3 separate regions of the Homo sapiens genome follow, and all the other regions are linked to region 3. Evidence: chromatin loops called from intact Hi-C (ENCODE). Cell type or tissue: transverse colon. All regions are shown on one strand.

The links. Hi-C counts contacts between places; a loop is a spot of excess contacts. Peaks named below come from ENCODE experiments on the same cell type or tissue, not always from the same donor. Only the 100,000 strongest peaks of a DNase experiment are listed, where the experiment ranks them.
Region 1: a loop joins it to region 3, with 5 times the contacts of the local background. A loop is called at or near these places in 85 of 110 quality-filtered maps.
Region 2: a loop joins it to region 3, with 2.7 times the contacts of the local background. A loop is called at or near these places in 3 of 110 quality-filtered maps.

What each region holds. Positions count from the first base shown.
Region 1 is chr5:135,565,243-135,567,742 of GRCh38, forward strand. No RefSeq gene overlaps it. Among named protein-coding and RNA genes, the nearest start is that of CXCL14, 12 kb to the right of the region's middle. RefSeq lists an enhancer at 1-446. In transverse colon, a CTCF peak has its summit at 1,107 (motif pointing left); a DNase peak (open chromatin) is centred at 1,099.
Region 2 is chr5:135,483,925-135,486,424 of GRCh38, forward strand. No RefSeq gene overlaps it. Among named protein-coding and RNA genes, the nearest start is that of TIFAB, 33 kb to the left of the region's middle. RefSeq lists an enhancer at 631-1,479. In transverse colon, no CTCF peak of the experiment used is centred here; no DNase peak of the experiment used is centred here; H3K27me3 peaks cover 1,799 bases.
Region 3 is chr5:135,833,367-135,835,866 of GRCh38, forward strand. It overlaps SLC25A48 (solute carrier family 25 member 48), which reads left to right and starts at 1,297. Exons shown (of 8, transcript NM_001349336.2): 1 at 1,297-1,527. The coding sequence starts at 1,482. RefSeq lists an enhancer at 262-763. In transverse colon, a CTCF peak has its summit at 1,285; DNase peaks (open chromatin) are centred at 1,295 and 1,845; H3K4me3 peaks cover 1,317 bases; H3K27ac peaks cover 465 bases; H3K27me3 peaks cover 2,500 bases.

The DNA.
Region 1 (2,500 bases), 270 kb before region 3:
AGTAGCTATAAATGAATTGAAGGGTATGCTTTGTCTCGTACTTTTCTTGGCTTATGACATTTTTTTTGGCTGTACCGATGTGAATACCTAACTCCAGTCTATCTTTGCAGGCCATTATTTCAGGGGAAAAAAGCCTTTGTGATTTAGAAATGATTCTTGTGTGAGCACTGCCTTTAAATAACAATGGGTTGAAAGAAAGAGCTTGTTGCTTCATCATCCCCGTTGCTCTGGGGGAAAAACTTTGAATATTAGATCAGAGTCTCATCTGCATCTAATTAGACATGCCTACCACTCATCCCGGAATATCAACTCTGTCCTCATTGTGAAATGGGGCAGATTATTTGAAATCCAGCTTTGAATTGATTTTTTACCCAACAGAAGATCATTTTGCTTCTAACCAAAGCGTTGAGTTGAACTTGACGACATCATGGTCATTTTGCGTCTTCAGTGTATTTGGTGTTGGGGGAAAACCAACCCTGCTGCTCCTCTACTGAAGTGGAATTTGTGTCTACCAAATGAGAGCTGGAGCAGCCGTTTCACAGCTCCGGGGCTCCCTTTCTGGATCGGGGGGAGAGGCTCTAGAGGAGCATGTGATTTCTGCAGATGTCTGCCTGTAGGAGACAGAACTAGACACCAGCAAAACAAACCTGGCTGAGGCTGGTTGTTCGTGTGGCCCAGGTTAACTGGGTGATTAATCTCCATTTGATAAACAGGGGGTCAGCCCTGAGCCGGAGCATGAGAGCACAGTGGAGCATCCTGTGGGCTGGGGTGGACAGGAACTGTAAGACACTGTGTACTTCAGAGAGCAGACAGTCTCCTTGCAGCCCGACACACGTGGGTTTGAATCCTGTCTCTTCCACCTGCTAGCTGTGTGAACACGAGTGATGTGTTCACCTCACTGAGCCTTGTTTTCCTCATCTGTAAAATGGAGCTTCAATAGAACACCCCCGTTGTGGTCGTTACCAGGATTCAATGAGATAGGGTATGTAAGGCCCTCCACACAGGGTCTGGCTCACAGTAGGTAATAATTACACTAGTCCTTGTCGCTGTCCTCATGCAGCCTCGGGGAACTTGGAAAGCTCTTGGCTGAGACACCCGGACTCTTGGCTGCCCTCTGGTGGTGAGGCTCAGCGCGGACCTGCGTGGAGGAAGCTGGGAAATGTTACTTTGAAAGCAAGAAAATAGCTTAGGGTTTTAGTGCTTTCTTGAAGACCTCCAAGAATATCCATGTAACTTTTCAAAAACAGGAGGAGAAGAAAACACCCCAGGGGCTCTAAAAAGCAGCACGGTGTCTTCCTTGTGTGGAGGTTGAGCAGGAAGGGTTGTGTGGGCTTCTTTGCCTTTGAGGTTCCGGAGGCCCCCATCACGGTGTCCTGGCAGGACAGGCAGAGAGAAGGGAGCTGGGCGAGAGGGGAGTGGGGACTGAGGCTGGGGCTGGGCTCTGTGGACATGCATCTGGGGCATGGCCGATGCTCCCGGGCCTCCTCTAAATCCCCCAGTGTTCTCTACTTCTCTGCCCCTGGTGCTCTGCCGCAGCTAGCCCATCTCATCGCACATGGGCGTGGCGGCCACGGGCCATGTGAGAGCCAGGATGGAATCAGCACCTTTTTTTTTTTTTTCTTGCCTGATAATGACTTGCAATCTGCCATGAGCCTTCCCAGGACTGACAGATGTCTTGATCAGTCTCCTCCTCTGACCCTGGGTGAGACACCCGCTCTTTGGGGCTGCCCCAGAGTCTGCCGTGAGTCCGTCTGGCAGTCAGACCAACAGGCAATTTCAGGCAGCTTCTTTGCCTCCCTGTAGACTGAGTTTCTGGAGGGGCCATCTCCAGCATCCAGCACAGAGCAGATGTTTAATCATGCAACAGTAGCTGGGTGAATGAATGGTTGAACTCTGTCCTTGAGGATAAAGGAGCACAGCCAGTCATACCTCTGTTCCCCATGGTGCCCAGCAGAGTTTTGCACATAGCAGTAGCTCAGGAATGCGTGAAGAAAGCATGTTCTCAGGGATCTCCCTATGATCCTAATATTAATTCAACTGTGTTTGAATACCTCGTAAGTGCTATCATAGATTCTGGGAGGTTTTTACAAAGCAGCATATGACACAGCTCCTGGTTTCTAAGAAGGGCTTCTTCTTAGATGCTCAGGTTCAAATAAAACTGTTAAACTGTAGTGCAGATTATGTAATAATTCAGGACCAAAATGAGTCACCTATATGGATATTAGAGTTGATACTGGAGGCAGGGTTGGCCCCATGGGTTTGTGACATGTGAGTTGCACAGAGCATGTCTGGAAAGGGCCCCATGCTTGGTTTAATGCCCTGCTGTTGCCGTCTAGAAATTCTTAATAATTTTTGAACGGGAGGCCTGCATCTTTTTTTTTTTTTTTTTTTTTTGCACCTAGGCCTGCAAATTATGTAGTCAGTCCAGGATGACCAGGAGAAGCTCTGAGTGGAGTAGATCTGAGAGCGGTCAGGTGAGGTGGAGGAGTTGAACTGCAGG
Region 2 (2,500 bases), 350 kb before region 3:
TGACCCTGCTGGTCTGTGATGCAGTAATGAGGGGGGTGAGCCCCAAATGAGGAAATAGGGTCTCAAAGCAAGGGCCAATATCTTGCCTAGTAATGTGGAGTCTAGACAGGAACTAGGATTGTCTGACTTGGGAACTCACACTTTGATTCACTTAGGTCCCCACACAGCTTGATGATCTTCTGTGCAATTTTTTTTTTGTTTTGAGATGGAGTCTCGCTCTGTCGGCCAGGCTGGAGGGCAGTGGCACGATCTCGGCTCATTACAACCTCCGCCTCCCGGGTTTACGCCATTCTCCTGCCTCGGCCTCCTGAGTAGCTGGGACTACAGGTGCCAACCACCACGCCTGGCTAATTTTGTTTTTTCGTATTTTTAGTAGAGATGGGGTTTCACCGTGTTAGCCAGGATGGTCTCGATCTCCTGACCTCGTGATCCACCTGCCTTGGCCTCCCAAAGTGCTGGGATTATAGGCGTGAGCCACTGCGCCCGACCTTCTTGGAGTGACTTCTAAATGGGTGAGATGTTGGCAACAAGTCCTTCTCTGTCACTTCTAATTCAGATGAATGTGGGCAGGGTGTACTGGGAAGCTCAGAAGCCCATGCACTCTGTTTCCTGGGCCCTATTTGACTCTGAGACACACACACACACAGAGGCACAAGGACACGCAGCCCTTACATGGGAGTCTTTTGGAGATGTGCTTTAATGCGTAGAGAAGAGTCTTTCATTAGCATTGAAATAGGTGCTCCAGAGAGCACTTGAAAGCTGTTTGCTCTTTCAAGTAGGCTAAAAGTCCCCAGCTCTCTGGAGCCTGCACCGTGGCTGGCCTTACGCCTCTCCTGGAGGAGCCTGCTCCAGACTGGGATGTGGGGTTTTCAAGCCAGCTGCTCCTCTCACCATTCCCAGGAGCATTTTGCACATCCCAGCTGTGGGTTTTGATCCGGGGAATGTGAACAGAGGGGCCCTTGTGGAGCCCAGGCCTGGCCCAGCTCGTCCCTCCTGCAATTGTCCTACCCAGGGTGACCACCTCTCTCCCTCTGGGCTTCCCTTCACTCAGGCAGGACTGATCTGGCTTAAAGAGGCTGTGTCCCTGCTGGGCCTCTTGGCCTCTATGTCCCCCCCAGGTGGCCTCTGGGCAGACTGATGCCGGATTTGCACTCACTTAGCCTGGAGAAGAAGTTGGGGACCGATGGCCAGAGATCAAAGGTTAAGAGGGGTTAAGCCTTCACCCCAGAAGGTCACCCATCAGCCCTGAGACAAGTATCTCACAGGTATTTTCCTGAAACCTAGAGCAGAGTTAGGCCTTCAGGGAATGTTCATCTACTTACAGTCATACGACTGAATGACAGGGATATGTTCAAGAAATGAATTGTTCAGTAAGTTTGTGGTTGTGCAGAATCATAGAGTGTACTTACACAAGCCTAGATGGTATATATGCTTTTATTTATATATTTTTATATGGAAAACCAAATGTCCAAGCACCATTACTGATAATCAGTCATCTCTCCTACTTGATCTGCAATGTCAGTATCAAGTGCCATATGTCAGATTTCTATATGTGCTCCCTTATAATCTTATGGGACCACTGTCATATAAGTGTGGTCTATTGTTGACTGAAAAACGTTGTTGTGCAGTGCAAGACTGTACTAAGGAAACACCATCCTCCCGGTATAGAAGGTCCATACCCCAGATTTTATGCAAGTCACTGCCTCCTAGGGTCTGTTTCCCCATCTTCCGAATAAGGAGTTTGGACTTGACTGATTGACAATCAGTGGCAGATACTTCATTATCTTGGTCAATTAGAGCCCTTAATACATTTCTGCTCTCAGGCAATGAGAGGAAATTAGTCTAGACAAGACAGATAAAAGGGAAAAGGATGGTTGGACTTGATCAGAATTCCTAAGGGAGGTTGTAACATTGTTTTCCTGAGGATCTTGGTGATCAGAGCAGACCCTGCTGGTCTGTGATGGAGCAATGAGGAGGGTGAACCCCAAGCTGAGACTTAACCCCTTCCCATCTGCCCACCTTCCTTTCCCCTTCCCAAGAGGCTATGGTGAGCAAATGGCTTTGATTCAGAGGGGCCTGATTCATCAAGCCTGATCCAAGCTCGAGGGTTCTGATTTGTCCTGAGCACACAGTAGAGTTCCATCCAGTGGGAATGGGTGGGATATTATCCTACCTGCCTGCCTCTCAGCCAGGGGCAGTGCTATAGTGCACCAGTCAGGATGGTGGCAACCCAGAGGTGTGCGCTTCATGCAGAATGGACACACCAAGTGTTGTGGACAGCTGCAAAAAGCACCACCAAGGCTACACCTTTGATGGGCATTGTGTGAGCAAGACCCGGTGGAGAAGGAAATTGAAGGGAAAGAAATTTCACAGGCTGAACTTTTCCCCCTGCAGGGGCTCTCTGTTCCCATTCAGAGGAGTGCTCAAACTGTCTCTCCACGGCACTTGGGTCAAGGCCACAGGCTCTTCCAGGACTGTGGAGGAGTCCCATCTTGGTGGG
Region 3 (2,500 bases):
GGTGGTCTTCCAGAGGAGTGGGTTTTGAGAATTGTCAGGCTTTCCACTTGTGGATGCATTCCAATGGTGAACTCAGTAAAAGGCCACTCTTCAGAGACCTGCATTTCTCATAGCAGCCCTAGGCATATATCCCGGGCATGACAGGGCACAGCTTGGGGTTGATGCTGATGGCAACTCTGAAGCCTCAAGACTGAGTGGGTCACCATAAGCAGCAGGAAGTTGAGGTGCCGGGATGGGGTGTGATGCTTCCACTCCTCCCTGGAACTTTGCAATACTTCCCTAGCCAGGCCGGCGACTCCATCCCGGGCTGTCCTCTCCCGATACAGGTCCACTCTCTGTGTGCCGGGGCAGGGGAGGGAGTGATGCTGCAGGAAGGTCCCTTCACCTCCAAGTCCCCACTCCTCAGTGGACAGGCCTTTGTAGGATCAAGCTTCGGTGGTCAGGCTCTGTCTTGCTTTGGAAGAAGGAGGTCTGGCTGGCTGTCGCTTCATATTAACCTGGATGACGTGACATGAATATGCCCAGTGGGACAAGAGCAGGCCCAGCAGAGGCCCCTTCCTCCTGACCATACCCTTCACCATTCTTGTCAACCTTGGGGTGTCTTGGCTGAGACCCACAGCTGAGTCCCTGCTGGAAACTAGCAGAACGCTGGGGGGCTTCGAGTCTTCTTAGGAAGGGAGGAAAGACACTCTCATTGTAATCAAAAGCCTCTCCGCACAGCAGGCCACTTCTCCAGTGAGCACGGACCCCTGGCCTGGGGCCTGGCTGAATGTAGGGTCTGCCTACAGAGAGGGAGTTTGAGGTACAGAGCACCACCTCTGCCTTCTGTTGGCCCAGGGCGGACAGTGTAGGGTGAGCCAGGGCCAGGCAGGGAGCTGGGCCCCTAGAGAGCTGTAGCTGAAAGTTAGACATGACCCTGAACCACCAGGTGCCTGCTCTAGGCACGGGGTACTGAGTGGGACATGGCTGAGATGAACAAAAAGGCATCACTGCCCAGAGTTGGGATGGGAGAGAGTCCACAGCTGATTGGAATCAGCATTGTCAGCACAGCACAGTACAGGGAGATACGCGCATTGCCGTCTCTGGATGGGCGGCTGGCACTTTCAGTTCAAAGGCGCTGAGGCTCTGAAGTTGGCAAGGAAGAGGATAACCCGGAGAAGGGAGGACTAAGAGAATTTCACTTGATGACCCTTGCCTCTTTGTGTCTGGGATGAGCCGCGCGGAGCGCACCCTTATCCACCCAGAGTGCTGTGCCTTTAAGGTCCACTGGGGGCGTGATGTCAGCCGCCCTCCGGCACTTGGAGAGGTGAGCGCGGCAGCCCGCGCAGCCGGTGACTGGGGGACTGGGTTTGGAGTAGGACCTGCGGCGTGCTCGAGACTCCGACTTCGGTCTTGCGGCGCGCTCGCGCCCGCGGGCCATGCCCCACTGACTCTAAGTGGGCACTGCCCCGGCTCCGGGAGGGCGAGACCGAGCGCCGGCCATGGGAAGCTTCCAGCTGGAAGACTTTGCGGCGGGCTGGATCGGAGGTGAGTGTGCTTACCGGGGACCCCCGGTCAGAGAGAGCGAGCCTGGCGGAGTTTGCCTCTATGCTCTGAGGAAACTTTGCCTCTGTGCGCTGCCATCCCGCTCCCCGTTGTGCGCGCAGCCTGCTTTGGGGAGTGCCCGGCCCCGAGATCCCCCTGGTGGTCTTGCAGTTGCCAGGGCTAAATTCTGAGAGCTTCACAGCGTTTCGGGCTGAGCTTCTGATTTGCTCATTAAGTTAGGATCCGTGGGACTTGATGAGGTAATGATTAAACAGCTCGTCAAAGCCCACAGCCAATGGAGGCTCCTGGCGGCGCACACACCCTTCAGTGACCTGGTGCACACCTGAATTGCGGACGTGGCTCGCGGGAACTTATGTATGAGGGTAGCGCTTGGCTGCTGATCCCGGGGCGCAGGGTGGTGGGAGCCAGGCTTCGAGATTAGGCCGGCCCAACGGGGCGTCCCGACTGGAGGGAGCAGAGCTCTCACAGCAGGGAGCGGAGCGCCGGCTGCAGGTGCCCATTGCCAGGCTGCGAGGAGCACTTATTGCCTTCAGCCGCCGCCAACCGTCAGCCATCGCCTACCTCCAAGGCCCCTTCTCCGGGCACTGTTGGGTCTGCTGATCCCTTCGCCACAGCTCCCGAAGCCACTCTTTTACTGGGCCTGGGATGGGTTGCCTGGGCGAGAGTTGCATTCATTTCCTTGCTTCTCCATTTTTCTTTCCAATTGGTCTATCCCTCTTTTCTCAGCTATTAGGAAAGGGGGAAGTTTGAGGGACTTTGCTAATTGTAAAAAAAAAAAAAAAAAAAAAAAAAAGTCTTTCTTTGGACCCATCTAAAAGGGTTATCCTAAAAGGGATGTTGGCAAATGTAGCCCCTCACCAAAGGGGTGAAAAAATAAGATGAAAAGAACAACAAACCAGATTGGATCCCAACTCCTCCCCTCCTACCTAGCAGGAGACCACCTCTCTCCCGAGAC